Regions from separate parts of the Mus musculus genome. Here region 2 is linked to region 1. The links are chromatin loops, found by intact Hi-C in ENCODE. Cell type or tissue: left cerebral cortex. All regions are shown on one strand. Each heading gives the region's core, and the rest is flanking DNA. Links, peaks and the distances in the headings are about the cores only. Region 1 overlaps Rgs5 (regulator of G-protein signaling 5). Region 2 has its middle 22 kb from the start of Rgs4.

Region 1 (16,598 bases), core at 3,276-11,275:
GTAACAACCCTCAATTTTCTTCTCTCACCAGCATCAGGATATACCTTCCTTCGTTCATAGTGCCTGAATCCTTGAATCACCACATTTAGTCTTTACCATCCAATTAAAGCAGGCTGGCAGGACATTTATTATGAGACAAAAATGATGAAGTGTTTTTCCCAAGGTCTTTGGTTGTTTAGTAACTGTTCCAGGCAACTCAGAAATATTCTTCTTTCTAGTTCTTATGAAATTATATCTTTGGGCATTTAAATCATTGACAGAAGCAACTGATATTACTGGGACAATTTTCAATCTATATTTTATTTTTCAGGCATAGGCATTCTCATTGTATCTCTGGAAGGAATCTAAGATGGTCTTTTAACTCAAGTGTGTGACTACCTTCTAAACTCTCTTTGTGGAATATATGTCAATTAAGTCCTGATTTGATTTGAGGGTTTTTTTTTCAAATTTATGTCTTCTCTCTTTGAAAGCCAAACTAAACAAGAAGCAGGGAAAATAAATCTTGTGAAATAAACTTTGATGGGTTCTGTTTTCCTAGCAGAACACATAAATCTCAGGTCAAAAACATATGAATTTCTCACAGGGGCACCCCTCACAAGTGGACTATCTTTCTTCTTATCCTCCCCCCTAGTTACTATAAAGGAACAGAGAGGGGAGAGATGACATGAACATGACTTGTAAGTATGTTTGCATATCTCTTTCATTTATTTTATTGATAACCACAAAAGGGCATGTTTTCATATGGATGATAACTCCTTTTGACCACTCAGTGTTACTTGATACCAAGCACTTTTGCTATATGTATATTATTCTGTATGCACGTGCTCACAGTGGGTTCAATATTTTACACATAGCAGAATACTTTCAAGTCCAAGTGTTCTCAGAATCAAGAGCATGCTATACAATGGAACAATAAGAAACTAACTCAGAGCAAAGGGTAGGCCTGGTTCATGCCCTAAGCCTCCTGATTGTATATGTATTTTCATAAGATGAAATAGCTTTTCCTGCCCTTGTTCTTTCGATGGTATAAAGGCACACAGGAATAAACAATGAGATGAGCAGGTGTCCCTGCCTTAAACATGTTACCAGATGCAATTTGTCCCAAAAGGTCTCATTATAAAACCAAGTAACGGTCAATATCAGCAGCACATCACGGCCAAGATTAAATTCCTGAGAGGGACATGTGCCGAGTCTGCTTGGGGGTGAAATTAGTCCAAATTGATTTAAGGGCGTAGTTGAACAGGACACATCCCCCCACGGCATGTAGCCTAGTGTTCTGATTACAAGTCTAGGAGGAAATGGGTTCATCCTGTCCTGATTCTCAGAATTTGCCAGCCCTCATTAAGTGTGACTTCTTTGGAAACAAGATAGATGCAGATCGAAATAGCCAATGAACATCCTGGTCGGCAAGGTCACTGCTGACCAAAGAGGGCAAGCAGAGTCTCCTTTCCCTGTGTGGGTGTGAAAGATGGGGAGGAAGGTAGCCCAGATAAAAGACAAGATAAACATTTGTTAGGACTCATTAACTATGTGTTTTAGAATGCCCAGTGCAAATGCCTCCTGATTGAGGAAGTGACCACATCAGTTCGGAAAGCAGGAGCTTTTTCCATTGTTAAATGCCCTTCACTGGAAGGATCTTTCCTATGGTAACAGTGCACATAACCCCCACAGGGACTGTGTGTTTTTCCTGGAGAACTTTTCCCATTCCTTGCTATGGCCACAGCATCAGTTTTAAGTAATGAATGAGGTTGGTTGCAAAGACCAAAGATATAGGTTCAATTATGGACATCAAAATATGGCAAGATTTTTTACCTGTGCCCAACTATAGTTTATATCTCATTGTTGGCAATTGGATGAGGACCCAATCCATGTTTATGGACTCAGAGTCATGAGCTGGGCATACTCTATCGGACATCTTTTAGTAAACAAGTGTCAAGTTGAAGGGCAAACAAAATCTGCCTTAGCTTACCCAGAGTTAACCTTGTTGAAAGCCACAGCTAATTCAATACTTAGACTTGAATGAACAAATGAGCCATTGTTACCCTTGCTGGCAATACTGGCAAATATTATCTATAGCACTGAAGAAGAATGTAGTTTGGCTGAACACCGTTGGCTGGGGTTTGTAAGTTTGGTTTCCTTTTGGTTTTGGTTTGTTTGGTCATCTACAGTGTCTTGTACAATACTTAATTATCCTTGACCATGTTTTCCCATAGTCTTGCTTTTGACAAAGAAATCAAATCTTGAGTTCATTGGTATCATTTACAAGAGCCTGCTTTATTCTTCCTTCCTGTCCTACAGAGCACAGCCAGGCTCGAGTCTATGCCCATTGATTGAGTCCTTGCCCCATGGCCAGTGGCACTCCTGTAGACTTTTGGAAGGCCACTTCTTTGGGTCCATAAAATTGTACACATTTCCTTTTAAGGCTCACTCTGCAGTTAACCAGCTGCAGGAACACACAGTATGGCTTGCTGTGACTAGTCATCAGCCAGGGTTCTGACGGGTTACTTGTAGAGGCCATTCTTGGGCTTTAGAATGGCAAACACAATAAGATCAATGCATTCAGTTAAAAATTGGTAACAGATGTCAAGGAAGGACATTTAGAATTTAAAAGAAAAAAAAAACCTAATGAAAGAATATCTGCCCCTGACATTTTGTAAACCAGTGTGTATTACAAACCATAATGGTATTACAAACTAAATGTATGTGGCTTACATTTTGGTTATTATTTATTCTGAGAACCTACAGCAGAGCCTCTGAGAATGCAGGGGCTTGGCAGAGTAGGTCAGGGAGAGGGAAAAATACTTCTTAAACTGTGAGTTAAAAAAGAGAGTTCTGATAAAGAGGAAACTAAGACAACAGGTCATACAAGGCAGGTCATATAAGTCAGACAGGTAGCCTTCAAAAGAATACCTTGATCAAGGATGTAGGCCTTTCGGAGGAGGAGAAAGTCTGCAGGCAAGCCAATGGAAGCAAAGAGAAAGGGTAAGGGTCAAAAGGATGAGGAAGGGGCTTTTTTTTTCCAGCATGGAATAATGATAATACTTGTTTTCTCCTAATGGAAGAAAAGCCAAGGCCAGTTTTGGAATACCAAAATGATAAGAGAAGCTGGGACTGGGTATAAGAAAATAAGACAGCTTATTTTCTATTTTTCCCCCCAGGGGCTCAAATTTTTAGTCAGATGAGAATTTAAAGTATATTAAAAAATAGAAAGTACTTCTTCAAAGCAATTGCCCAAAGATGAGAGGAGCTAAAAATACACACCTTTCCATCAAGAGGTTTATTTTTTCCTCAGAAGATATAGGCTTTAAAAAAAAAAGAAAACATACACAGAGAAATGTGGAAATGAAGAAATGAGTTTGGCTGAGGTCATGCAGAGCAAGGTTGTTCCCTGAAGGCTAAAAACACAGAAACCCACCCAAAAGGAAGAGGAGCACCTCTTCAGTTCCACTGTTGAAAACAGCTGTCACACACAAGCATCCCCTGGGGACTGGGGGGGTGGGATGCGGTGGGGGAGGAGGGAGGGTGTTGTCTTACCCAGAAACAAATAATATTTTTGATAGAAGAAAGGGAAGGAAAGACAACAAGAAGAAATAAATCAATAAATTTTAGCCCCAGCTTTTCTCCAACAATTTCTCTCTTGATTCCCTAAGAGCCAAGAGGTTCAAGTGTCCGGGTGGCATTCGAGAGTAGGATATAGAGAGCTACACTTGAAAATGTTAATCCCAACAGGTCAATAATTGCCACATTGTTTGCTCCAAAATAGACCTTTTGACCTGCTGGCTATGATGTAGTTCTTACTCTGTACTAGTCCAGGAAGCCTGCTGCTCCACTTTGAATTAGCTTCTCCTTTTTAAAGGTAGAAAATTCAATTATGCCTCACTTCCGGTTTGTAAACACTTTGAAGTAATAAAAGGAATAAAATGGAAATATCCACTCAGGATGATGGCAAATGACTTTTAAACAGAATAACCCAGTTCTGTATCCCCCAGCCAATCAACTATATTAAGTTGAAGGTCATTTGGACAAAGGATAGGATGGGCAATTTCCACAAATCTTAAATTTAACAAGAGACATGAAAGTTACAAAGGTACTCTGCTTTCCCCACACCATCTGTGATCTTGAAGCCTTTAGAAGGCAGAATGAAGGAGTTAGCATCCTTTGGACGGTCCAGCCTCCCTTCTTCATTTCTATGGATACATCTGCTATAATGGGAGGATTCAGTGCATCTGTCTAGACAGTAAGGGACCTAATGGAAGATGACAGACAGTGATGACGGTATGGGTAATGTTACTGACTTAAAGTGGGTAGATTCTTCATTATGGGCATAGCTTCTTGATTATTTGGAATCATACTTTCCTGGCATGCTTCACTGGTGGGTGTGGGTGGGTATGATGTGCACAGCTGAAGCTGAGAGACAGGGGACGCTAAAACGACTATCAGGAATATGATGGTTTTTATGATTTGGGAATGCAATGCTTGGTGTGTATTGTGGGGAACATCAAGAAAAGTCTTCATTCCTCCCAAAAGTAGCAGTTGGGCTCATCCACTGGACCTTGAAGGGAACCTAGAATACTCAAGAAGAAACTATTGGGTCCTAAATTGCCTGCCTTTTCATCAGCATGAACTTGCTCGCATTTTCCTCCCAAGGAAGAAACCTTGGCTCTTACTGTATGCTGAGTGCTCAGAGCTTATAATTAACTGGATCAGGGTTACTTGACCCAAGCCAATAAATTATCAGATGTTTTGACCTTCTAGTCAGTAACTGAGTGGCTGGTGTCATTTTATAAAGTACAGTTCATCTTTCCAAAGATGAGGCAAGACTCTATCTCTTTTAATTTTGTAACTATTTACTGTTATGATCTAGATATGGGGTGTTAAAAAAATACACTATTTATGAAGCAGCTCTCTGAGGACTCTGATGATTTTCAGTGAATAATGGAAGGGGGTAGTTCTACCGATGAATGACAGCAGCAGATGCTTGAAAAACAGCTGTCATCTGAAGGGAAAATGAGAGGAACCCATATTCAGGACTCACTTGTGTGCCTTGGCAGGCTTCTCTGGCTTCTCATTGTATGGAATGACAAGGTCAACAGCAGAGTCTGGCTTCTGGAGGAGAATTCCCAACTTGATCTTGATCTCCTTGGCCCTGAAAGGAGAGATGTCAGGGGACAACAATGACACATGGGCACACACATCTCAAACAGTGCTTTCTTTCTGCACCAGAGAAAGGAAAATGCAAAGAACCTCTTTGGCTTCTTTTATTTCTATTACAGCAAAAAAAACCAAAAAAACAAAAAAAAAAAACAAAAAAACAAAAACAAAAACAAAAAAGCCCCATAAAGATAGAAAACAGGACACGTGGGTTCCAATCATTGGTGTGTAGAGGACACCAATTATTTGCATAATCGCACTCCAACCTTAATTGTTCTCTTCTTACTTTCTAATTTCTATATGGCAGGTAATATAGTCTTGTCCCATTTTGCAGAGGGGAAAACTGAATGACAGGAAGTTTAAATATCTTAATACAGCCCAGTGAGTATGCGATCCAGCCCGAGCAGTCTGTGTCCACAATTCCCGGGTGTAATTACTAAATGAAACTGTCTCTCAGTCTCCTGAGGACGCTGGCTCTGGCCACCAACTAGATGCATTACATTTGAGCCATTTTGTTTTTATTTTTACTGCCAGATCTCTGTCCCCTTTCTATAAAATGACAGAGTAAAGCTAGATGTCTTTGGAAGCCATTTGCAATCATAACATTACAGTATTTTTTGCTTAATTGTTCTAAAAATCCTTGCTCTGCCCCTCTCTAGCTGTTGTAAGTAGCCTCTTTGCAGCAGCCTTCCTAGAGGAGACTCATTTCCAGTGATGGACTGGAGATTTAATAGTCCTTTAACTTCAGCATTTCAGTAAGTAGATGTGGTCAGAATTCTGCATAGTCTCCCATTATGGGAAGGGATGCAGTGATTTTCACTCAGTTTTAAAACAAATCTTTTAAGCAAATCTTTTTCATGATTCAATACTTTAAACAGACCATGGAAATTGTATAAACATAGATCTTTCTTCTGTCTGTCTGTCTGTCTGTCCGTTCATGTATCTATGCATCTATCTCTCAATCATCTATCTATCTACTCATCGGTTTGTCTTTACCTATCCATCCATCCATCCATCCATCCATTCATCCATCTATAATTGTGTGTGTTCACATGTGCCATGACACATCTGTGAAGGTCAGAGGACAACTTTTGGGAGTTGATTCTCTCCTACCACTTCGTTTGGGCAAGGTCTCTATCATTTCTGTTACCCTGAATATTCCAATCTAAATGTTCTGAGAGATCTCATGTAATTTTCCTGTTTCCACCTCCCACCTCATCATAGGAGTGGAAAGATTCCAAATGTAAGCCGCAACAACAAGCTTGTTGTGTTTTCTGGGGATGGAACTCAGGTTATGGGGGCTTGTGTTGAAAGTACATTTACCAGCTGAGTCATCTCTCCAGCCCTAAACCCTAATCTCAGATAGTAACTCACAGATCAGTTGTGTATTAGGAAACCCTAGACTGTTCTTCCTTTGTCGCTGTGGCCCTCCACATGCACTTTGAGGATAGGGCTTATCATATTGCATTAGGGCTATTGATTTGTGCCTGTTTTCTAAGCTGTATAGAAGAACCCTTTCAAGGTAGGAGTCGAGTCTTAAATGCCTTTTAATCTCTGTGCCTGGCACAGTTGCTTGGCAACCTAGCAAATATTCAATAGTATTTGTCATCATGAGCTAAAATTATCTCGATTTCATTTCTTACCAATCTGTTACCATTGGTCTCCAAGTCAGTACCAATCATAAGCAAAGCCTTAAAGAGCTATGAGGGGTTCACATTATAATCAGACAGGATTTTGATATCGAAAACATACTTTTCTATTTGGTGCATAGAGATAGCAAAGAGGTAACATACACAACCAACATTAACAATTTTGCATCTTAGAGTCACAGTTAAGAAAGCCCTGTCTTGCAACTTACAAAAGCCACAAATACCCAATTACCATGTAGAATGTCCTACTAGCTCAAAATATGGTGTAGAAATTGATTTAGAAATAGTTAACTCTGAGGTGTCTTTTCATCTCTGTTTCATTTTACTTTTGTTCTTTCTCTAGAAACTTCCCGGTGAGTGAGCACAGCCCCCGACCTCTTAACATCAAGCGTATCTTAGCTAAACAAAGCTTTGTGATGGGAATTGGAAATCATCTGCTGCGGGGCAGGGGAAGCGACAGCTTATATTACACAGTGAGTGAGATGTTCTCCCTTTGAGTTCAGGCTCTACAAGTTACACAAACTACCTGATGTTAAGTGTTTCTGGCTTGGAAGTTGGGTCTGGTGAAATAGTTAAGTTCTCAGACTTTTGAGATGATTTGAATTGCTAGCTTTAATTGCATAATTATTGTTTTCAACCAGCTCTAGCCCATGGCTTCCACCTATAAGCACCAAATGAAAGCGTCAGAAAATGACATAGATCACTTTTTTTAAATTGTAAAGGGCTCCTGGAAAATTCTAGCTCTGGAAGTAAGACTACTACCATATAATATTATCTGGGATAAAAAATTGATCATTGGGAGTTGACTGGACAATGTATACAGCACTTGTGACTACCCCCTGCTGGCCAGTACAGAGCACTACTGTCAGAGATACAAGGTCTATCTTCTCCCAGGCACACTTCACTATCCAGTAAAAAGAGTCATCTGCCTCCTGGACTCCACATGCCTCTCCCGCTGTGCACATATGGAAAGCTGTTATTAATGTTGAACTTGACACAACATTGCATCCACCAACACTTCTATAAAGACGAGTGATACACTCTCATGTTTGGGGGTTTCGTATTGTTTGGTTGGTCCTTTAAGATTTAGGCTTCCTCCCCCTCCCCCCTCTTCCCCCACTTCTATTTCTTTGTTCTTTTCTCTCTTGCTTCACTGGAGTCATTTGCTTTTGTAAAAGGCAGGAAGGTGCTGGTTTACAATTTCTCATGCAAGAGCAATAGTCAAGTATGAAGGGGTAAAGGTAACAACAGAGTTTAAAATAGTCATTCATTTCTTGCGAATTTACAAATTGATTATGTTTTCTGTGCCAGGTAGTACATAATAAATATACAAACACCCATAGGCCTTGGTCTTTGCTTTTAAGATGCCTATAGCCCATTGAACTCTTCCACTGGGGTTTCCGGAAGGAAGCAGACCCTGAACAGATAGTCTCAGTTCCCACTAGGGTAAGTCCAGGAAACTTCTCAAAAGAAGCAGAAGTAGAGTTGGAGAATGGCCAGTTGTCACTCACTTGAGCAAGATCATTTTTGTTTCTTATAAATCTGTTAACATTAGCCTGACTGACCTTTCAGGGCAGAGAGAAGGCCGCGAGATGGATTGCTTGATTGTGAAATGTAATGCAGTTCATAGTACAAAGCGGTATTGAATGTGGTCATCCTGTCTTCCTATTCTCAATGGAGATGACAAGGGACCACCATGCTGCACCAAGCTTGTGACATATTTGGCATGTGTGCAAGAAAGAGTTAAAGGTAGAGAAAGGGCTCTTCAAAAAAAATGTTTCCATGTAAAGAGGAGGCCAACTATTTTATTAACTTGGGTTGGATCAAATTGTCTTTATCTGTCCATTTATCGATGCATTTTACCATAAGGATTGTTTATAAATGATCACTCATTTCCTAAGATGGTATACACACACACACACACACACACACACACACACACACACACACACGAGTGAAACAAAACTCTAGAGACATTTTATCTATATCAATTGTCCAGTGGCCATTTGTGTGTGTTATGTGATCTAGAAAAGACGTACTACTTATAACATCACTTATTTTTTGAAAAATCATGTTCTGATGATGAGCCTCAATTGGTTGTTTACCTGGTGTGTAAGATGCCCTGGGTTTGACCTTCAGAACTGCATAAACTGGGCATAGTGACAAAGACCTATAATCCCACCATATAGGACGCAAAGGTGGATAGATGAGAACTTTAAAGTTATCCTTTGCTCCATAGACATCATGAGATATATAATACTTATAATATATACACTTATGTGTGTGTTTGTGTATACACACAGATACAAGCATGCATACACGTGTGTTCCTCTTCTCAGAGCTGATACCTATACCAGAACACCAGGTATTCTCTTCCTCTTGGCCTTGGGAATGCAAGAAAGAGGGAACAGTGTGCTTGGGAGAACTCTGTTGCTGAGGCTTTGTCCCTGGCCTAGTATATATAGGCTGAAGAAGAAGACATTGAAAGCTCATCAGGAACTGACCTACTTATTCATTTGTAATCCTGAAGAGAAGGATGAGTACGATGAGTAAGATTGCATTCACTCTCACCAAGCAGTAACCAATGAAAATAACCAGTGATAAGGTTCCAGCCAGTCTGAATACTTGGCAGCCTCACAAGAACAAAGCAAGCAAGCAAGCAAGCAAAACCCTCCAAAAAGAAAAAGAAAGAAAAAAAACCCCACAGAATTACTGCATGGCTCTCAAGAGTTCCCAGAAAAGAGCTTCACCCTCCATTGCCTTCCTTCCTGTCAGAGCCTCACACAGTGTGGGAATAGTACAAATCAATGGGAAAGCCAAAGAGGTTCAAACTCACCAAATTCGTTTCCCGTTTCTAGATAAACTTGAGCGTATCTGACATTAATTGAATTTCAAAATCATCTCTATCTGGAGAGGAGAACTTTCTAATGTGTTTACCACATCAGCTATGGTCCCTCGCTTTCTTCGACTGCACACTAGGCCCTTCCCTCTGGCTAAATTACATTAATGCTGATTAACACCAAATGATTTGTGTCTCCTTGGGTCTGTTATCCTTTTGTGTTACAAGGAAAAAGAAAACTTGTTTTGAAATAAAATCAATTGGAAATGCCCGGTGGAGCATTTAATCAGAGGGAGAGAATTCTGGAGATGAGTCACACTTTTCAAGCTGCAAAGGTCTGAATAGTAGTAGCCTTGTGCAATGGTAAAATCTGTTCCCTGTGTGGGATGTTGGCCAGGGGATAGAAATCCCAGAAAGCCACAGACCATCTTAGTCTTTCCTGCCAGCGAATAGACTGGATGCAAGTTTTAACCTTTAGATGTATGTGTGCAAGGCCAGCACCAGGACACTACAAACAGAAGTATGGCTGGATGAATTTTTTTTTTGAAATAGAACTATATTCAAGAGAACTTGATTGAGAGCCGATAGAGAGGCTCTGACTCTAGATGTTTCAAGGATTAAGATGGTGTTTCTGGCCCTGGTAGTGTCTGGAACAACTCCAAAGGGCTCATTGCACACAGGAAACTACATAGTAGGCATTTCCCCATCGTTAGAAAATACTGATGGGACACAAGAATGAAGAGATGATGTGTGTTCTTGCTTCCTAAAAAAACAATAAATTCCTATGGAAATGCATACACACACACACACACACACACACACACACACACACACACACACACACACACACCTGTTAGCTACCATCTTCAGCCACCCCCACCAACTCCCTGGGATCTTCTGAATCTGACTGCTTAACATGGCAATCACCTAGCATGACTGAAGACACATAAAGCCACCAGATGACTGCCAGGACCATAAAGTGGCTGAGTTCTGTTTCTTTCTTTAAAGTAACCGGAGACAGAGAAGTGAGAAGCCGAGGCCGGCGATGAAGCTTGGTGAGTGCATGCCTAGAATGGGCAAGAGCCTGGGTAGATTTCCAGCCCCCCCGAAATAAAAACAAGAAAGAGAAGAAAATGGAAAACAAGATAAAAGCTGGTGGGCGGGGCTTAAGTGGTGCACGTATTCAATTATTCAGATCACTTATATAGGGTCTATTTTAATGAGAAGAGAACCTGGGTGTAAGGAGAAAACTTACATTCCACCATGTTAAAGAGACAGAGGGGCAGTAAGGGTCCTGTGCTTGGGACATATCTGGTAGACACAGGAAGGTTTAAGTCTAGACGCCAGACACAGTTCAAGAACACTCCTCACAAAGAAAGGCTCTCTGCAAGGAGTTTGGGGAGTGTAGGACCTCATTTTCAAAACTGGTTTCCAAAAGACTTGATCTTTTTTCCTTGGTCAGGGTAAAATTCAAGGCAACCCAAATCTTTGTTGCAGATGCCCCCTGCTGGCTATGAAGAGGCATGAGCTACAATTGCTGTAGAAAGAACCTTGGATCTGGCTAACCTTGCAGGCTTCTTCCACAAAGGTGAAAAGACTATGTGTTATCTTCCCTCCCCAATAAATACCCATGAAAACATGTCCAGCACACACACACACACACACACACACACACACACGCGGGCTTGTTTTCGCGCACAAACACACACACACACTCACACACACACAGAATGCTTTTTATTTACCATCTTCGGCTACCCCCTCTCAAATCTTCTGAACATGACTGCTAAAAATCAATGATCGATTCTCAAGACCAGGAAGAAGGCAGAACCAGACCATTTAGATGGAGAAAGACTCCACTCCACCACTCTACCATTTCCATCTGGCTAAAAACAAAACATCCATGGTGTTTGTTATAGCTATCCATCAGCGTGTTGCATGAGAATTTATACCTAATTTCTTACCTCATTTTCATAATTTACTTACAGTATCTTAGGCAAATGACCCTAGGGTTAGTCTGTATAAAATATCCCTTGATGATGTAAGCTGTAGGAAAGTGGAGAAGGATGGCAGAAAATACAGTGTCCCCGTTGTTAAATAACTGAAATGTGGCTTCAGCAATGACAGCTGTCTCCCAAAGCTCATGTGATTAATTACATTAAATGACATTCTGAACTATAAAATGGTTGAAAAAAATGGAATTGACAACAGCTGTCAATTATGACATATTTATAGAAAACACATTTACCTCTTGCGTCCTTCGAGCTCTTGTTACCTCCCACCATTTCCTGTCAGACTTAATCACAACAATTGCCATTCTGTGCTCCAGCTCTTACCTGAGCTGTCCCCAAACAGTTGTCACTCAGATGCCCTCACAGGCAAAGGCCACAAAACACTAGTGGGGGCGGCTCGGGCCCAGAAACTGTTCACTTCGTAAGCAGGAAGCATCCAGAAACTAGATGTAAAAAAATAATGCCAGGCACTGTGTACATATAGTCCCCAGGTAGGAGAGTTGGTGACACACAGATCCTTACGTTCTCACTAGGCAGACTAAGCTACTTTGTGAATTAAAGGCCAGTGACAGGCTCTGTCTCAAAAAGAAAGAAAGGAAGAAAGAAAGAAAGGAAGAAAGGAAGGAAGGAAGGAAGGAAGGAAGGAAGGAAGGAAGGAAGGAAGGAAGGAAGGAAGGAAAGAAGGAAGGGAGAGAGAGAAAGAAAGAACCCTGAAGAATGATAATGTCCTCTGGCCTCTCCACAAATGTGTGTGTGTGTGTGTGTGTGTGTGTGTGTGTGTGTGTGTGTGTGTGTGTGTGTATTCACACACACACACAGAGGTAGTCAACAGAAAACTTGTCTAGATAAGCTAACTTCTTCATAAGACAGAGTACCATTTCAAAACCTGGGCCATACGCAGTTTCTTCTTCTGCTCACTTACTTAACAGTCTAATGAGCAGCATCTTTGCTGTGAGCCTGCCCCATGCCACACACTACTACTTGTAAGAAAATCTTCTGTGGAGCCAAAGACAAATCTGTTAGCCTTTTAGCTGTTATACTTTTAGCTGCTCACAGTTGATACGCTGTGAGATAGGTGTAGGGCACTGGGCATCTTTCTAACCAGATATGCACTTCTCAGTGGTGATAAACACTTTAGAAAGCTTTTTAGAAAGTCCAGCCTCGGGTCAGGCCATCTCTACCTGTTCCTGCTAGTCTGATCAAGATCATTGATAATGGGCTGTTTGCTACAAATGACTTTTAAAAAAATGTGTGTTCCATACCAATCTCTCTCTAGTCATAGGAGTAATGCTCAGATTTGAATTGGTAAGCCCACTGTGGATCCCCGTCCATGTTAAATCAGGCTTGTAAAGAGGGAGCTAACCTTTCACTCCTGGAGATGGCCTCTGTGGTTTGATCATTGACTCTGAGGTTTCTTGTTGTCTAATATCAACCACAAGGGCATCAGAATCTCAACTCAGATTCTCTCATGGGTTAGCGAATCCTTCATCCTGGTGCAAGCAGAACACAAATACCCGGGACTTTGTTGCTACTGAGGAATGAATTACGTAAACACTTTACATCAGCTTGTCAGCTAAAAGTATGCGTTCACTTTGGTTCCATTGTAGGTACAGTGGTCCTGCTTTCAAAAACTGATGCTGACGCTACTGAGAAATGACTACTAATCTAGCTAATATAACCACAACTAACCATGAATAGACTTGTTTATCTGCCAAAATTGGTCTGGAATGGATCATCTCATTTTCCTTTAGCCACTTACTATGTGAGTGAATTTACACAAGCTGTGTATCCCTGCACCTCAACCACAGAGCTATACAATTAGGATGAATTAGGAGATGGTGTAAGAAGTTTCTGTGAGGAGAGCAAGGGATAACTGTAAAGGCTGGTCCAGTCCCTGGTACATAAACAGTATGCCATCGTGATGGCCACTGTGATGACTACCATTGTTACCACGGTCATCATCATCACTCTGTCTATTCATTTAATGACTGCAACTTCCCAGTGCCAGCTCTAACTCCTAATAGTCCTTTGACTTGGGGATTTGTAACCCTGAGCTTCTACAAGAGTGGACGATGATGAAGGCGAGGCCTGTATTCCACTTCAGTCTTTCTTCTCCATAAGGAGACACTATAGCTTCCTCCGATAAACAGTGTTGGAGACACAGAAGGAAAATGTGTGTGTGTGTGTGTGTGTGTGAGAGAGAGAGAGAGAGAGAGAGAGAGAGAGAGAGAGAGAGAGAGAGAGAGAGAGAGACTCTCCTGGATAAAGTACCACAATACTATCAGTCTCCAGGACTAGGCAGTTCCACCCTACTACAGATACACATTGCTGCCCATTTTCACACACGCAGGGCGATGGTGGGACTGCATGAGTGGAAAGATGGATAGACAGCACCCATAATAGTTCCAAACCCAAAGCAGCAGCTCGACCCAGGATGATATGTATACCCAGCCAGCAGATCCTGGAGCGACCCCCAGAGATGCTAGAGCTTCAAACAAGAAACTTAAAAATAATGGCTCCATTTAACATGATTCAAGAAGTTGGTAATTTTTTTTTGTAAGTAGAAAAATGTTTCTGCAAGAGAGTGAGATTGCTTAAATTTAAACAGGAGGCATTTAGGAGAATTTATGAACCATAAACTGTGATGAAACCTTGGAAACAGTGAACAGTAAATGTGGAGAAGTTTCCATTACCAAGAAAAGTCATCAAGGCCAGAGTGGCAGCCAGCTGCTTTGGATAACCCTGTCATGTGACCACCTGGAACCATCCCAGTGACATCATATGACACTTTCCAGATCCGCAGTCCATGTTATACTCACAAACAATCCATCGAACCCTGTTTAATCTCTTCCCTGCATTTGGCAGAGAAGACCCATCTGCCTTTAACTCGTAAGACCCTCATCTCAGATCATGGGACCAAAAGCAACAGTGAACACGTTGAAAGGGTTGTCCCTTGAGAGAAGCCAAGTAGCATACTGAGTGCCTGTCCAGACAGCTCGTATCGTACCCTAAGCAAGCTCTTTTTGCTCAAAGGAAAACACAGAATAGCATAGTGACCCAAGGCAGACATGGCAGCTCCAGGCTTCTCATATCACCTTGCTTTGGGTACTTCCTGATCTGTTTGCTTGTTTTTACATCTCTAAAATACAGCAGCACAACACAAGAATAATTGTGCTTACCTTTTAAGTATCGTTTATGAAAGTGAAATGAGTTACCATATGTGAGGCATTTCTCTCAGTGCCCAGCTCATCTACCAGGGCACACCATAAATTGCAGGGTTTAGAATGTCTAATGTTATTACAGAAAGTGCTGTGCTAAGGAAGGAACATGTCTAGTACAGTCACAGAACAAAAGGCAATCATAAATAAAGGGAAATACATGGTGACAACACTTGCCTTTGATTAAACCCTCCTGACAATCTAGTCAATTTACTGGATGATCTTGGGTAAGTATTTGAGTACTTTGGTCTGGTCAAAATCAAGGAGAGGTAGCTGATAAGACTCCTGCTGACCTTCTAGCTATGGTAAAATTTTATGATTTTAGCATTTGACATCTTTGCCATATAAATAAAAAAAAGCAAGGGCCCAAGGTCTTCATAGGCTATGAGTGGTAACTTCTACACCTTCCTAATGCCCTGTTTCATCTGTAACAACAACCTTATTCCCATAACTTCTACTCCCTGATCCTTACAGACTGTCTTCCTCATTGCAACAGCTGATTGATTGATTTTTCTTTCCAGAAAATTCTTTCAATGTGTCCTTCCTCCTTCATCCTTAAGTTTACCAGTCCTGAAAAACTGCACTGCTGTGTCATCCTGCATCGTATGACATCCCGCCTCACTGTCCTCATCCTCCCTTTCCCATGCCATCTCCCACCACCATGTCACACACAGCCTTGTCATGGATGGATGAGCTGCTGGCCTATCCCAAACTCAAAACATCACTTCCTGGCTTCCCATGTCCCCAGTTACCATCTTGTTTCGCACTATCCTCCTATAATTTCTTCTACACACTTCCATCTCTCTTCTACCACACAGCAGTTTAAAACCCTTCTGATCTCATTCCTTCCCCCCAAATATGTTACCACTTCAGACTATCAGAGCTGCTTTAGTTATTGGGATGGAGTGAAAAATGAAAGCCAGCTGACTCACACCGCATGGCTGTATCTTCTACTTCCCACCATCCAACAGGGTCCCGTCCTATGTTACTGAGTATCACAACTCATTCTGCATAACAAAATGGTGATGGAGATCCATGGGGATGATAATAAACCATCCCACAGAGGTGCCTACAGTAAATATTCGATAAGCATGTGTGTTGTGACTACTGCTGTCCCTATCATAGCACTGTGTGTACTGGTTCCATACAGTCATTCTGTACTAGTCTATATGTCTGACTATGGGACAGCTGCTATCTGTCATGGTCTGTGTGGGTTAATAGACATGCATTGAACAAGGAGATAGCATACACTCAACAGGCTTATGCTTAGTTGGCACCAAGGTCAGTTTCTTTCAGATAGTCTCTACCTCACAACAGCATGAGCAACTCTGAAAACATGGAGGGTTGAGTTGGCATTGTTTGCATTGAGGCTGCCTGCTCTAAGGCTCCTATAGCTGCACAATGCAATGCAATCATGTTGTAATATCTCTTTCCTTGTGGTGTTGGTTTACTGTGTATTTTTACAATGGTGTTTTTTCCCAAGTTCTATCCACTCCCTACTGGAGGACTCCCAGGAAATTTGGGACATTTCCCAAGATTTTATGGCCTGTATCTGACATACTCATCACTCAGGGTAGGTTACTGGGGATAATGAAGATACAGTGTAGGGACAAGATGGTCAGGCCAGAAACAGCTCATTTCCCTTTGACCTTCAATTCCCCATCTTCTTCAAAATAGTGTCTGCAAGAATGCTGGACTTTTGGTAATTACGTTTGCAACCCAAATAATG
Region 2 (16,598 bases), core at 2,950-10,949, 53 kb before region 1:
AGAGTGAGTTCCAGCACAGCCAGGGCTACACAGAGAAACCCTGTCTCAAAAAAAAAAAAAAAAAAAGAAAGAAAGAAAAGAAAAGAAAGAAAGAAAGAAAGAAAGAAAGAAAGAAAGAAAGAAAGAAAGAAAGCAAGCTGAGCAAGTCAGGGAAAGTAAGTAGCACCCACCATGGCCTCTGCATCAGCTCCTGCTTCCTGCCCTTTGTGAGTTCCTGTCCTGACATCTTTTGGTGATGAAAAGCAATGTGGAAGTACAAGCTGAATAAACCCTTTCCTTCCCAATGTGCTTCTTTGCCATGATGTTTTGTTCAAGAATACAAACCCTGACTCACACACTCATCTTGCTTTCTTATATACCCCAGGCCCAGGGTTGTTACCACCCACAGTAGTCTGGGTCTTCCTATATCAATTATTAATCAAGAAAATGCATGATAGGCTTGTCTACAGGCCAAATTGATGGAAGCATTTTTTTAAAATTGAATTCATCTTCCCAGATGGCCCTTCCCAAATTGACAAAACCAACTAGCTAATTACTAACAGGGAGTAATTTTGAAACAAGAAGGGGTGAGGGAAGGAAGAGGGAGAAAAGAGGAAGAGAAAGAATGGAAGTGAAGGGAAGCAAAGAGAAGAGAGCGGGGTGGAGGGAAGAAACAGATCTATGGTCAACAGTAACAGTCCTAACAGTCAGGCAGTGTCAGAGCTCTGCAAGAAATACAGTCTCCATATAAGGAACTTGAAGGCTGATGGGAAAGACCCTTGTCCCAGTTACTTACCCTACTAGGGATCAGGAAGTCACAAGGCACATTGGCGGAATCTACATTCACAGGAGCCTGATTATTGGATGTTATTGTTATGGTCTCCATTTGACAAATGAGGAGATGAAAATTCAGAGCTAATAAGTGACTGAGTGTTCAGCCAGGCACTTCTATGTTCTTCCCATAATACCATAAAGCTTTTTAAATTATAACTATCATTCCCAGAGCACAAACAACAAAAATAAGGGAAAGGTGACAGGGCACTAAGTGATAGTGGGCTGAGAGCTTGTGGTTGCTGAGAGAGCTCAAGAGACACGTATCTTTAGGAGTCACGAGTCCAAAACTTGTGGCTTACCTCAGGCATCTTTGAGGAATATGTTTGAAAATAAGGAATGTAGAGTGGAAACAAGCTACTCAGAATACACATTCCTTCTTATAAAGACACTCTGAGAACCCTGAGGAGGATAATAAAGTCTCACACCAAATACTGAATCAGATTGAGAGGAAGTTAGTTGTAGATACTTCCTTTAGTTAGACTAGCTGTTTTCCATAGGGGAATGTACCTGCAAGCCAGTGACACATCATGTATCATGTTTGTATAGTCAATGTTCTACTGATATGGGAATAGTGGGAAGTATCTTTACGAAACATTGGGCCTTTCTGGGGTCCTGGAAACTCAAAAGGCCTCAAAAGCTGAGCAAGTAACTTTTGGGTTTTTGTCTCAAAAACTTGAACAATGAAATTCATGGACCAGAGAGGGCAAGTTCATAGGCTGAAGGTTAAGAAGGAGGAGAAGGGGGGGGGAAGGAGGGAGGGAGAGAGAGACAGAGAAAGACAGAAAAAGACAGAGAGGAAGAGACAGAGAGAGAGATGGAAGACACAGAGATAAAGATTGGGATGGAGAGACAGAGAGAGCACAGGAATTCTTCATAGCAAGAGAGATGCCAGTAAATGGGGTATCATTAGGCTGCTGAGTCCTTATGGCAGAAACATGCATGTGCCATGGAACACATGTGCAGGTCAGTGTACAACCTGAAAGAGTTTTCTCCTTCCACTACTCAGTTCCCAGAGATTAAACTCAAGTCTGAAGTTGTAGCAACAAGTACCTTTACCTGCTAAGACCTTTACAGACCCTTTCTATTAATATTTGGTCCAGCTCTTGCTATTGTTTCTCTGAAAGATTTGTACAGGGTATTTGAGTCACCAGAGGAGACCCTATATGTTTGGCATCAGGCTATGCACCTTAAGATTGTCCATACTGTAGAAAATGGTGGATTTTCAGGTTGTGCCTTGCCCTAGGAGATGTCATTTCACAAGTAGCTCTTTAGCTCCATTTGACCCAGAACCTGCATCATCTCAGAGAGTACCCACCCAGCACAGCCCAATGCATGACATTCCAAGGAGTAAAAACTGAGCCACCCCAATAAAGTCAGTGGAGTAAATTGAAACATGGAGACTCATGGCATGTTAAAATCATATCAGAGAAAGCAAGCCTCAAAATGTATTAGACATGATCATCTGGACCTCAAAAAATGATGAACACAGAAACAGTGACACAATAGCCCCATACCAACCAACAGGCGAAGGACTCCCAGACCCCTGGAACACTGACTTGTCTTGGTCCCCTGTGCTGCTGTGGCCTAATTGCCAGCCTACCCTTTCATTTGTTCACCTGTCCAGGCCTGACCCACTATTTCCTGCTCCTGACTAGTTTTCTGCTCTAGGGCCAAGCCTCTTCCACCCTACAGGTGAACTCTGCAGCTCCATTCTAAAACCTCAACTCCAGCAGCTCCAGCAGTAGCTCCCTGCCCATGCTGGTCTGGTTCATTGTTATCCAGTCAATACAGGCTCTTCCTGAGCCCACTTGTGAAACCTCTTAAACTCTGCTGTGGCCTCTTTAACTTGTGTATGGGTGCCATGCGACATGAGAGCTTACGTTAGCAACTAAGATTGCAGTCAAAGAACCTGCACGTGCCTTGGCCGTGCTACCGAGGTTGGTGGTATTCTATCACAAACTGCTGCCATTGAAACCACTAAATCATGTGAATTTATTGGCACTCAGCAGATTATGGTATTGTAGAAAGGCACATGTGCTGTGTTCATGTACATTTTTGGCATAAGGAGTCCATGACAATGATTCGGGCTTTAGTTAAGTAAACACAAAAGGAGATAGGAAAACAGGGTCAGACACATGATTGTGTCATAAGCTTAATCCTAGGACTTCACAACCAAGTAAAAGCGTCCTTCAAACTGTCCTGGAGCATCCTAAAAGTTGAACAAACCTCTAGCTAAGCAAAATCTATCACCTACTCAAAGGAAGGTTCATCCCTTCAGAGAACTCTTCTTTGATAATGACAAGTTCCTGGGCTCTGCAAACAGCTCCTCAGCCCTTGTGCTTGCTTAAGCCCACTGCCACTCTAGAACGCATCTATACTTTTCTCTTGGCTTTTAAATAAATCCATGTGTGTATTACTACTATCCCGTGTCTCACTGATTCCTTGCTCAATACACAAAAAATCCTGGAGGTTGAATCATGGAACATTCCAGAGACACCCTTCAGGAACACCAGCGGCCAGCATGCTTACAGCCAGCTTGCTTGCAACCAGCAGGACTAGCACAGTGGAGAGTGTTAGACGGGACTTTGCTTTTATTAACCAACCGTGTGATTTGTCTGTTAGGGTCAAAGGTCATGTTAAGATGGCTGCATAGCAACCATCAAATATGTTCACTCGCATATAATGGATCAAAGGAAAAAAATCTACATCAAGGACATACGTACAAATGGGTCTTTGATATGAACAGAAATTAATAAATGCTACTTGTTATACTGTAAAAGATAGAAAAAAATACTCTCTCTTTAAAACAAAATCTAGAAAGATTCAGATGTAAAAAAAAGAAGTAAAATTGAAGGTAAACCCGTTCTCTGCTTGTTGTCTTGGTAATTTCATCCCTCCCCCTGGCTGTATACCCTTTCATCTTCTTTTTGAAAGATTTTGTCTGCATTTGAAATCCTAGTGACGCCCAACTCTTCTAGGAAAATGTTAATGAGCCCTCCTGTTTCCAGCGACTCATTTCTATATGCTCATACGCACAGGCTGAATACAACTCAGCTCTGCCTTATGTCTTTTGCTGGTAGTTTCCTAAATTATTATTTCCTCTAAAAAGCAGTAAGAGTTTTGACAGCAGGCCCTCATATGGAAGGTTTCTTCTGTATGCTCCACAGGTAGTAACATAGAAAGCTGTGGTCATCACAGGCTTATATAGTGGCATAGCCTTGCAAAGGTAATCTTTAAATGTCATGTTGATTAGTGTTTATGAGGCAGGCACAGAATTCCTCACACAGTGAACTTTAAGCTCTTGGTTCTGAGTCATAGTCTTTTCTGGAAAACAAACACAGAAATAAAGTTGGTATTCAGTAATGTCTGTTTGATGCGCAAAGGGAAACCGAGTATGGAAAAAAGTAAAAAAAGAGACCGAGAAAGGAGGAAAGGCAGGAAGGAGGGATGAGAGGGCAAGAAAGGGAGGGAAGGTAGAGTCCTAACAACAGAACTTTATGGAACATAAAGGCAAATCAGACAGGATGAAAGCTAACACATGACGTTCAGTCGTAGTATGCCTGATAACCATTTGATGCCCAAGTGAGCATACCACCTGCCCAGTGAGATAAACATACGTGACACAGTTGAATTAACAGGTGCTGCCAGAGAGCCTTCTTTTCTGGTGAGCACATTGTCACCTGCATTTCCTTGTCACAGATGTCTTGGAGGAACATCTATCTGCTGGCTCCCACTGGATCGACTGTAGGCACCAACAAGGTCTTCCCTTGCCTTCCGCCTTTTTCTTACATTAGCTTCTGCCAAGAATTCAGCCTGTCCAAGTAAGTTTAGGCGTTGTCTCAGATGCTTATTTTAGGTGAGCAGTTCTTTCTCTAAGTGAGGTCTGTTGATTCCAAAATAGGACAAGAACTGTACTTGGCAATGTTCTCCTTACTGGCAAAACCCTCTGGCTTCACTCGATGGTTTTGAACCTCTCTTCAGTAGGTGACAACAATGAGGTCACTGTTGCTACCATAAAGGTATACCTGTCACCTTCATGGTTCTAGGTGTGTCTACCCAGAATGGCTCTCTTTGAGACACTGTGGCAATAGTGTGTGTGTGTGTGTGTGTGTGTGTGTGTGTGTGTGTGTGTGTGTGTGTTTTCCCCTCCCCATCCCCGAGCATTCAAGAGCCAGGAAATAAAGTAAGGCAAGGAACTTTACTAACTACACAAGTTCAAGATAAAATTGTATCTTAATGAATCTCTCTATGTGGATCTTCATTTCTAATCTGGTGTGGGATGCAGTTGGTGATTCCATAAAGGTAGGCAGAACCTGTTTCATCTCCCATGAGTCATGCCTGTGGATAACGCTTGCTGGCTAGGTCATCTTGCCTTGACCAAATCACTCTCTTGTTCTCTTAGCAATGCCTCTCTCTCTCTTTTTTTTTGTTCTTTGAATGGGGCAGAATGTGTTCAAGTCAAGCATATCAAAAGCCACACAAAGTCCACTTTGACTTGCCTACTTTGAGGCCCAACTACTCAAATTCTAGGTGCACCTGGATGCTGTAGCATCACGTTGATGTACCTTTAAGCAACCCCCTGAGACTGAACCCTGGTTACCTCATTTCTAAAACAGAGGTCAGATTCTGAGAGATAAAAATAAAATTCTGCAGGTTAAGTATCTGGCCAGGTAATGTCACATATTAGATGCCTTATAAAGATTCCTTGTTTTACCTGTATATGTCAGGAAGTAACATGTTATAACACAAAGTTATAATATCACTAGAAATTAGCTAGCTATTTTTGGCACTTTAAGATGTTTGAGCCAGGTAGTGGTGGCTCACACATTTAATCCCAGCACTTGGGAGGCAGGCGGATTTCTGAGTTTGAGGTGAGCCTGGTCTACAGAGGGAGTTCCAGGACAGCCAGGGCTACACAGAGAATTTCTCTCTCTCTCTCTCTCTCTCTCTCTCTCTCTCTCTCTCTCTATATATATATATATATATATATATATATATATGAAATTTTAACCCTTTCTGTCTTTACATTTGGAGGATAGAATCTTGAGATTCTATTCAAACTTCTTGAACTCTGAATGTAACACCAGTCTTTGAGTTATTTAGCTGAAAAGGAAACTACAGAAAATCCTAGAAAGAAGGACCAAAGGTGTTTCATTAGATGGTGCTATGATTTGGGTCTGAAATGCCCCCAAAGTTTATGTGTTAGAGACTTGGTCCCTAAGATAACATTGTCTACAGTTGAGGTTTTTAGAAAGTGGTTGGATGATGACGGCTCTGGATTCATCTACAGAAATCCATTGGGTCCTCATTTAGTGGTGAGATGGTGGGAACAACAGGAAATGGGGCTGAGCTGGAGGACATAGATCACTCTGTGTGTGTGTGTGTGAAAGGATGCGTATTCCCTGTCCATGTCTCTGTTTTTTATCTCTCTGTCTGTTTTTCTCTTTCTCCTTCCCTTTTCCTCTTCCTTCATCCTCCCCTCCCTCCATCCCTGGTTTTTTATTCAGAAGGTCTTTCCACCAAAATATTCTGCCTTCTCACAATCCCAGAAATACTTTAGCGACACAGTCATGTAAATCTTTCTGTAAGTCTCTCTCTCTCTCTCTCTCTCTCTCTCTCTCTCTCTCTCTCTCTCTCTCTCTCTCTCTCTCTCTCTCTCCTTCCCTCACTTTCTCTTTTTTTCCCAGGTACTTTGCCACAGGAGCAGAAATCTAACTAACACCAATAACCTCACTAAAGACTCTAAGTGAATCATTTTTTTTCTCTGACCCTCCACCTCTTCTTCTATTCCAGGGGCAAAATGTCGACTATATTATGGGATTTCTGTGAAGCCTGAATGCCATAATTTGTTAGCTGCTCCATCAGTGCTGACATCTCAGAGTAATTAAAAAAAACGTATTTTTCTTACTCTTGGCAGCAAAATTTCTGGATGTGAATTGAGATCTACTAAACAGAGAAAAGTATGAAAGTCTTAGATGCCAAATGGAGTTAGACAGAATGATGTGACACCTTTGTTTTACTGGTAAGGGAGGGGTGTAACATCAAAAATCTAGCACATCCAGGTGGCTTTCCTGATTTGTCAGCTGTATGCTCATGACAAAGTGACCTTGTCCTGTGTCCTTGAAGCTATGGTGGCTTCTCTAACTCCATAATTCTCAGGGAAGGGATATTGAGTATCTCCTTGGCCGATCAGTTCCATATGGTGTTGAAGTCATTTCAGAAGTCTGAACTGAAAGTCCAAGTCTGATTTTCCAGCCTGGCCAATGATTCGGTGAGTTGTCTACAGCTATTAATAACTTCAGTTTTCCTAAGCAATTACAGAAGATTTTGTTTCTAGAGCCAGGACCATGATGAATAGAGTTCTTTCTGAAGGTATGTCTCAAGGGCAGTGTTCTTGTAAGGAATAAAGCTTGTGATAATGGAAAATTCTTGTCTTTGGCCCGTTATGTATTAAAATCCAGAAGCCGCATGAGGCATAGGACATAAGAAAATGATTTCACTTGTCTGCTATTTGGGACATTTGTCTGCAAGTTTTTATATCAATATGAAGAATCTTCTACTTATTATAAATATTTATTAGCTATTTATTATTGTGCCTGCTTTCTTATGGCTTAAATTCAACTATAACATGGGAGAAAACACATTTCACGAAATAAAAACATATAAGTAGATCGGTTATTTTTCTTGTTAATATGACAGAGTGCTGTGGCTTCAAACTTCAGCATAGGAGGTTTATTTTGGCTCAGAGGTCAGTGAATACTTTCCTTCATGCTGGGGGACGCAGCTGCAGGGATTCTGTCCTTGTGGTAGCAGCTTGTGGTGTGACTTAGCAGCAAGTACTTAATGAAGACTTAGCCAAGAGAAGAGGTAAGACTTGGACAGACAGGAGGAAGGGGAATTCCCATTCCACGTGGAGAGGTCAGAAGCCAGACTTCTCTGAGCTGAGTTTTGAAGCATGTGGGAGAGACACATGTGAATACCCTGAAGCTAAAGAGTTATAGAGAGGAGGCAGGAATTGCTTTGTACATTTAAGTACTAGCTGAAAGGCAATGCAGCAAGGGAAGGATGGTTGACAATGAGGCTAGAACAGTAGCAGGATGTCAGGGCATGGCTCCTGGACCTTTGTGTTACTGGGATTGAAATCAAGACATAACTCATGTCCAACAAAGCCAGGATTATTTGAATTAGCTTCAAAGGGTACTGTTTATAATGCCAGTCCCACCTAGTAGGGTTTCAAGATATGCTTGCGGGTGTTTTTTTTTTTTTAAATAATAATTTCTTTCTTTTTTTTTTAATTGGATATTTTCTTTATTTACATTTCAAATGTTAGCCCCTTTCCCAGTCCCCCACCCCGGAATCCCCTATCCATTCCCTTCTCCCCCTGCTTCTATGACGGTATTCCCCCATCCACCCACCCACCCATTCCTGCCTCCTAGACCTCGAATTCCCTTACACTGGGGCATCAAGCCTTCACAGAACCAAAGGCCTTTCCTCCCATTGGTGCCCAACAAGGCCATCCTCTGCTACATATGTGGCTGGAGCCATGGGTCCCTCTATGTGTACCCCTTGGTTGGGTTTAGTCTTTGGGAGCTCTGGGGGTCTGGTTGATTGATATTGTTGTTCTTCCTATGGGTTTGCAAACCCCTTCAGCTTCTTCAGTCCTTTCTCTAACTCCTTCTTTAGGGACCCCATTGGGGACCCTGTGTTCAGTCCAATGGTTGGATACCAGCATCCAGCTCCATATTTGTCAGGCTCTGGCAGAACATCTCAGGAGACAGCTATATTAGGTTTCTGTCAGCATGCACTTCTTGGCATCCACAATAGTGTCTGGGTTTGGTGACTGTATATGGGATAGATCTCTAGGTGGGGCAGTCTTTGGATGGCCTTTCCTTCAGTCTTTGCTCCACACTTTGTCTCCATATTTACTCCTGTATTTTGTTCCCCTTTCTAAGAAGGTCTGATGCACCCACACTTTGGTCTTCCTTCTTGAGCTTCATTTGTATCCTGGGTATTCCAAGCTTTTGGGCTCATATCAGTGAGTGCATACCATGTGTGTTCTCTTGTGATTAGGTTACCTCACTCAGGATTATATTTTCTAGTTCCACCCATTTGCCTAAGAATTTCATGAATTCATTGTTTTTAATAGTAGTAGTACTCCATTTTTGTAAATGTTCCACATTTTCTGTATCCATTATTCTGTTGAGGGACATCTGGGTTCTTTCCAGCTTCTGGATATTATTATAAATAAGGCTGCTTTGAACATAATGGAGCATGTGTCCTTATTACATGTTGGAGCATCTTTTCGGTATATGCCCAGGAGTGGTATTGCTGGGTCCTCAGGTAATACTATGTCCAATTTTCTGAGGAACCGCCAGACTGATTTCCAGAGTGGTTGTACCAGCTTGCAATCCCACCAACAAAGGAGGAGTGCTCCTCTTTCTCCACGTCCTTGCCAGCATCTGCTGTCACCTGAATTTTTGATCTTAGCTATTCTGACTAGTGTGAGGTGAAATCTCAGGATTGGTTTGATTTGCATTTCCCTGATGACTAAGGATGTTGAACATTTCTTCAGGTACTTCTCGGCTATTTAGTATTGCTCAGTTGAGAATTTTTTGTTTAGCTCTGTACCCCATTTTTAATAGAGTTATTTGATTCTCTGGAGTCTAACTTCTTGAGTTCTTTGTAAATATTGGATATTAGCCCTCTATCAGATATAGGATTGACAAAGATCTTTTCCCAATCTGTTGGTTGCCATTTTGTCCTGTTGACAGTGCCATTTGCCTTACAGAAGCTTTGAAATTTTATGAAGTCCCATTTGTTAATTCTTGGTCTTCGAGCATAAGACATTGGTTCTGTTCAGAAAATTTTTGCCTGTGCCCATGTGTTGAAAGATATTCCCCACTTTGTTCTCTATTAGTTTTAGTGTATCTGGTTTTACATGGACGTCCTTGATCCACTTGGACTTGAGCTTTGTATAAGGAGATAAGAAGGGGTCAATTTGCATTCTTCTACATGCTGACCTCCAGTTGAACCAGCACCATTTGTTGAAAATGCTATCTTTTTTCCACTGATAGTTTTAGCTCCTTTGGTAAGGATCAGGTGACCATAGGTTTGTGCGTTCATTTCTGGGCCTTCAACTCTATTCCATTGATCTACCTCCCTGCCTCTGTAGTAATACCATGCAGTTTTTATCACCATTGCTCTGTAGTACAGCTTGAGGTCAGGGATAGTGATTCCCCCAGAAGTTCTTTTATTTTTGAGAATAGTTTTTGCTATCCTGGGTATTTTTGTTATTTCAAATGAACTTGAGAATTGCTTTTCTAACTCTATGAATAATTGAGTTGGAATTTTTATGGGTATTCCAATGAATCTGTAGATTGCTTTTGGCAAGATGGCCATTTTTACTATATTAATCCTGCCAATCCATGAGCATGGGAGATCTTTCCATCTTCTGAGATCATCTTTGATTTCTTTCTTCAGAGACTTGAAGTTCTTATCATACAGATCTTTCACTTGCTTGGTTAGAGTCACACCAAGGAGTTTCATATTATTTGTGACTATTGTGAAGGAGATCATTTCTCTAATTTCTTTCTCAGCCTGTTTATCCTTTGAGTATAGGGAGGCTACTGATTTGTTTGAGTTAATTTTATATTCAGCCCCTTTGCTGAAGTTGTTTATCAGATTTAATGAGTTCTCTGGTGGAATTTTTGGGGTCACTTAAGTATACTATCCTATCATCTGCACATTGCGATATTTTGACTTCTTCCTTTCCAATTTGTATCTTTTTGGCATCCTTTTGTTGTCTAATTGCTCTAGTTAGAACTTCAAGTACTATATTGAATAAATTGGGAGAGAGCAGGCAGCCTTGTCTAGTCCCTGATTTTAATAGGATCGCTTCAAGTTTCTCTCCATTTAGTTTGATGTTGGCTACTGCTTTGCTATGTTCTCTAGCAAACTATCAATCCATTGTTCTGAGAACAGACTCAGCTCAATATCCCAGCAGAAAAAGAAAAGTTCAGGGAAGACACTGATAGAAAAATGAAAAGTAGTTCATGATCCTTGGTATGAGAAAAGGTCTGACAAGAAATTTTACCTCCAGGAAAACATATTTCATCAACTGCTCTGCTGAAGTCAATGAACTCTGATTTTCTCTTGGACCTAGAGCAGACCCTGTCTCCTGTCAGACACGTCTTGTCAGACTGGTGTGGAAAGCCATTCTTTTTTTTTTTTTATGACGTTGGTTTTGCCTCAATCCTTTTTCCTTCTGTTTACCTGATAAATTGTACAAATATTCCTTCCATCTTTGTAAACCATTTCCATTTTCCTAGGAAAAGAATATTTGCTTGGGAAATATTAACATTCCTAATTCAATAAGCTAAACTCCCTAAGCTGGAAAGGAATAGCGTGAGTTTCCTTCCTGATGAGGGGGAATTTTCTCCTTATCATTATTCAAATAAAACTTTAATTTGAAGGGTTGGATTTGCTTAATGAGAAAATGAGCCCAGGTCTACCCCATCACTTGACATTCTGATAAGTACAATAGAGACCCATTCATGCTGACTCATGCTTCTTTTCCAAGTTATTTGGTCTTTTTTGAGCCTTGTTTCCATGATGCCAAACCAAGGATTTTGAAAGAAAGCCAAGACATTTCTAATCAAAATGCAGTTCATAGATGACCCCCTCACCTACTGCTATACGACTTGGGTGGGCATGACAGAAGATACCCAGAAGCCTAGGAACTACTAAGATGAGCAAGTAAATGGTGCAGAGATGGGAGAGAAAGAGAAGCAGAACAGCGTGTACACAATGTAGAGAAGAGGAACTGGAGACACGAGGGTAGTGAGGACCAGCCTGATGTGAGTAGCCAGTGATGCCACCTGAGGGCCATGGTGAGGTTATGGCCTGTGATGTTGCTAAGGGTCATGTTGATGACTGAGGCCTGGGCAGTGTAGAAGAGCTGGCCTTGGTGGTGGGGATATAAATGAGCTGGTCTTGAGGGCTTGAGTGCAGGAGAGTTGTCCCAGCCCCTCCCTAGGTACTGAGAGCAGGCTTAGGAGGGTGTAGGTGCAGGAGGTATGGCCCTCCCTCCCACATGGGCAGGGTGGGAGAAATGGTCTCATCCCTCACCTGGATAGTAGGGGAGAACTGCCAGGCTGACCAATTCAGCTAACACCCAGGCCCAGATCCAGGGCTTTTGGTTGGCCTACCCCAACATCTACCCCATCTATGAACTATTGGAGCAGATAAAAGGGCCAGATCCAAAGCTGCAGGATTTCCATGATATGAGGCAATGAAGGATATCTGAGAGGAGTTTTGGTGAGGATCCAGTATTGGTAGTGTAAGAGAAGCTACAAACCTCAAAGAAAACCAGTGACTCATTGCAGTGAACATTTGCAAGTAAAGATGTATGGACAGAAGGGAATGCTGGGAGACACACGTGACATACTACAGATTCCATGAGAAGAATTGTTTGGGTTTGTGTGTGTGTGTGTGTGTGTGTGTGTGTGTGTGTGTGTGTTTTGTGTTTGGTTTTTTTTCGAGACAGGGTTTCTCTGTGTAGCCCTGGCTGTCCTGGAACTCACTCTGTAGACCAGGCTGGCCTCAAACTCAGAAATCTGCCTACCTCTGCCTCCCAAGTGCTGGGAGGGGTTAAAGGCGTGTGCCACCACTGCCCGGCTTGGTTTTGATTTTATTTATTTTCTTTTGTGGGGGAAAGCTTAAGGGTAGAGGGTGGATATGAAGGGACAGGGAGATGAATGGGATAGGGGGTGCATTTGTGAAATTCACAAAGAATCAAGAAAAAACTTTCTAAGAATATGGTCCATATTCACATAGGTCTTTACCCTTAAAGTTTAAGTTAAAGTTGGTTCTCTCTTATTGCCTGAGCCCTGGATGTGGCTCAGGACATCAGACTTGGAGTCAAGCTCTGCTGAACCGTCTCCCCGGCCCAACCATTTCATTTTCAAGAGGAAATAAACTTCAATATTACTATATTGACTTTCTTAGGTACTAAAGTTCTATTCTACCCCTGAGTTGAGGTGTTGTACATGAATTTTCCACTGACTTTGAACTATTTTTTAAAAGTAATTCATTCTTTATTCTAATTCTATATTACTCTTACTGATTTCTAGATAAAAGGGATACAGAGATGAAGCCAACAAGAAGGAAACTCCTGTCGTGGTTTGATTTGTAATCTGTATTTAAGAGAAAAGATTGCATACGACTCAGAGATGTATGTGGCGAGGGTTTTTTTTTTTTAAATAAATGAGAATGAGTCAAACATTGGTGGCAACAGCATGACAGGCATTCATATAGAACAGGAAATAATACATGACAGAGAGTCCCATATGGTGGCAGTGATGCTGGTGTAGTCAGCAGAGCCTACGCCAGCTTGAACCTCAGCAAAAATGTAGAAATCAATAAGATGTTGCTACAAAACTAACAGCCTGTTTTCCTTCTCCTCAGGCCTGCTGCTGCTCTGAGCCCAGCCTGTGCATTTGACAGACATTTTCAGAGCCTCACTCTCTAGCCAGATACTCATTCTCTCTTCCAGGTACTTAGGGTCTCCACTGATATCATTCATAAGTAAGGAGATATTTGTGCAGAATGAGCGTGTTATTTGAACCACAGGCCATGAAAGCAGGTGAGAAATCAGTGGAGAAGTCATGTTTAACCAGAGGCAACAGGGTTCATCATTTTTCTCTTTCCTTCAATGGTGGCTCTACTGTGGAAGAAAATGCTACTCCGCAGTTAAGAATGTGTTGGGGCTGAAGTTATCAGCAACTGTTAACAAGATGAGTCGGAATGTCCTCAAGACCTTGTGATATTCTTGGGAAAGTGTTAAATGCTTTGAAAAATAGGATCTCATGTAATTACTTCCACCTTGATCTTATTGCTATCCCCCCCCCACTTTACAGAGGTCCAGAAAGAGTTAACTCCTTGAGTGAGTACATAGGCCAAAGGGTAGCCCTAGACAGAGCCAGATGGTGGCCTATACTTCAAAGAGAGCCATGTGTGTACTCAGAGGAAACAGTGTGATCCAATGATGCAGAAGGTTTTAAACTGGGGATCATTCAAAGGATTATTAGCTACACAGAGGACAAACGACATAAGAAAGGCAAAAGGGATCACCAGTGAGTAGGCTGACTGAGCAAAGGACCTGTCTGTGAGCACTAGGAGATGAGCCTTGGTTTGTAAGTTCAAAGACTTGGCCAATGACCCAAGTCAGTTCCATTTAAAGCCCTGACTCACACTGAAAGAATTCACATGAGGCTTGTGTTGATAAATAAAATGGCAGTAGGCATCTGCATTGTATTGATTAAAGCATTCTTTGCTTGTAGACAAAAACATAATCAATCAATAAATAAATATCCTGAAACCCAGAGAGCAATTTAAGTCTATTACTCCCACACAGTTCTATGTGTATCCTAATGAGCTACCACTCATAGTCAGCTCTGTCTGGTGCTTCCTTAAATCAGACAGCTTACATGCTCTTGTGTCTGTTTTCTCTCTTTCCACAGACCACCCAGAATTTGCCCATTGTTCTTAAATAACACACACACACACACTTACATGCACTCATGCTCACTCTCACACACGAGCGCTCATACACACTTGTATATACATACACACACAGGACTGAATGTGCACAGGCACACTGGTGGGGAAAGGAAGGGAAGATGGAGAGGGGAGAAGGAAAGAGAGAAAGAAAATACAAAATCAGTGCATACAAGATTGTACTGAAGATATTGGAAGGCAGGTGAGCTGGTCAGTTTAAGAGTATATAAAACGTAAAAGCCCACAGTAAATGCTCCCATTCTTAAAACTACTTTAGCCCTTCTGCCAAACTACACAATAACACCCTTTTCCACCTTCCTTTCTTCCATTATTACTCTGGTGTCCAGAATTCACTCTTAAGCCAAAATACTTTGTGTTTCTTGGGCATAAAATTTATGTAATTTTTCTTGTTTGTGTTGAGTGATACTTTAAGAGTCGCCTCTAAACTCACCCTTGTCAGGGTATTATCCTAATAATCACAGTTCCTTCCCAAAGAGAAGGTGTCAGGCTAGAGTTTAGGAGTAGTTTTAAAGCATATGATGACGTTTGATGGAGTGTAAGAAGCAAAACAAGGGTGTTTTTGATATTCTCAAGAGCCAGTTGGGCTTTACATTAGAGGTACTGGCATGACGCAGCTCTACTCACCCGGATGTTGTTTTCTTCCGATGCCATTCGCATCCAGCTCTGACACTGTAACTCTATCTAATCCTCTACCAGACTGATGTTATTATCCCAAATGAGCTTAAGTTTCCATATTCTAGACAACTGTATTTCAGAGTTCTGATAATAGAAAACCAGAATCACATTCAATGATATCAAAACTTCAAATCCAATAAGCATTCTCTAATCTTTGCATTATTTAAATGAAGGGAAATCCACGCAAGCAGTCTAACGAGCTCAGGAAAAATTAAAATGTTCCTGAAGGAGATTGTTGAAAAGGACATGCAGCTACAAAGGTCTTGCCATTACTGGAGCAAAGCAAGGTTTCATCACAAGCAAGGCACACAAGTGGGTCTTGTTTCTTGTTGGGTAGATTTACTAGAAGATGCAACAGAGACGTCAAAGACAGTATATTTGTATTTAAGCAGAATGGTCAATATCATACTTTAAAATGTCTTTGGATATCAGGTGCAAATATGTGAGATAAGCAATACATTTTAATATATATGTTATTAATAACAGTATCTGAGAAGGGAATGGTTGGACAAAACCCAGAACTAATGATGTGAGCCATGTGAACATCTGGCAGTAAGACAAAAGTGGAATGAAAGAATAGCAGGTTCAGAAGCTCAGAGAAAAGAATGTGTGGGATGCTTCCCTGAGGGACAGTATGCAAGGATGGATGTGCGGGAGCTGAGCTTTTCAGAGTGCGGGTCATGATCGCTTCTCGGCCTTTTAGCTAAGATCAAGTGCAGAGTGCAGGTCATGGCAGAGTCTTTGGTTTGATTCTAAGTATGGTGAAAAGGTATAAGGAAGCCCTAAGCTAGTTTATGTCTTTAAAAGGTTTTAATCAAAACTTTAACTTAGAGTGTGAGTGTGTGGTGTGTGTGTGTGTGTGTGCTTGTGTGTATATGTTGTGTATGTGGTGTGTGTATGTATATGTGTGGTGTGTGTCTCTGTAGGTATGTTTGTATACTTACAGCCAACCGTTGTACTGAGGTCAGGGACTCATGTGGTGTTGTGTGTATGTATATGTGGATGTGTGTCTCTGTAGGTATACATGCATGTATGTATTTGGCTGGGTATGTATGTGTTTTGTTTATGTATGTATGTGATATGTATATGCAGGTATGTGTGTATGTAGGAGATATGTGTGTATGTATGTGGGTATGTAATATGTGTTGTGTATTGTGTGCTTGTATGTATATGGTATGTATACATGCAGTATATGTGTATATGTGTAATATGTGTGAGTACATATGTGACATGTGTATATGTTTTAGATCACTTAGGCTGCAGTGTGAGGCTGCATAGGGAATGGAGCACTGGGATCAGGAAGAGGGTGTCTCAACTCAGAGAAACTTTTTTTAAAGAATGACTAGGTGACAGGGCCCACTTCAATAGTATGGTGTGCTCTTTTTAATTTTTTTAAATTAAATTTTATTTTATGTATGTGAGTACACTGTAGCTGTCTTTAGACATACCGGAAGAGGACATTGGATCCCATTATAGATGGTTATGGGCCACTATGTGATTGCTGAAAATTGAACTCAGGACCTCAGGACAAA

What was found. Peaks named below come from ENCODE experiments on the same cell type or tissue, not always from the same donor. Only the 100,000 strongest peaks of a DNase experiment are listed, where the experiment ranks them.
Region 2: a loop joins it to region 1, with 2.4 times the contacts of the local background. A loop is called at or near these places in 3 of 42 quality-filtered maps.

The regions. Positions count from the first base shown.
Region 1 is chr1:169,665,375-169,681,972 of GRCm38, reverse strand. Rgs5 (regulator of G-protein signaling 5) reads right to left here. Exons shown (of 5, transcript NM_009063.4): 2 at 5,036-5,146. Among named protein-coding and RNA genes, the nearest start is that of Rgs5, 18 kb to the right of the region's middle. In left cerebral cortex, for the core only: CTCF peaks have their summits at 7,647 (motif pointing left) and 11,146 (motif pointing left); DNase peaks (open chromatin) are centred at 7,646, 9,396, 9,954 and 11,131.
Region 2 is chr1:169,717,592-169,734,189 of GRCm38, reverse strand. No RefSeq gene overlaps it. Among named protein-coding and RNA genes, the nearest start is that of Rgs4, 22 kb to the left of the region's middle. In left cerebral cortex, for the core only: no CTCF peak of the experiment used is centred there; DNase peaks (open chromatin) are centred at 3,911, 4,076, 4,602 and 7,593.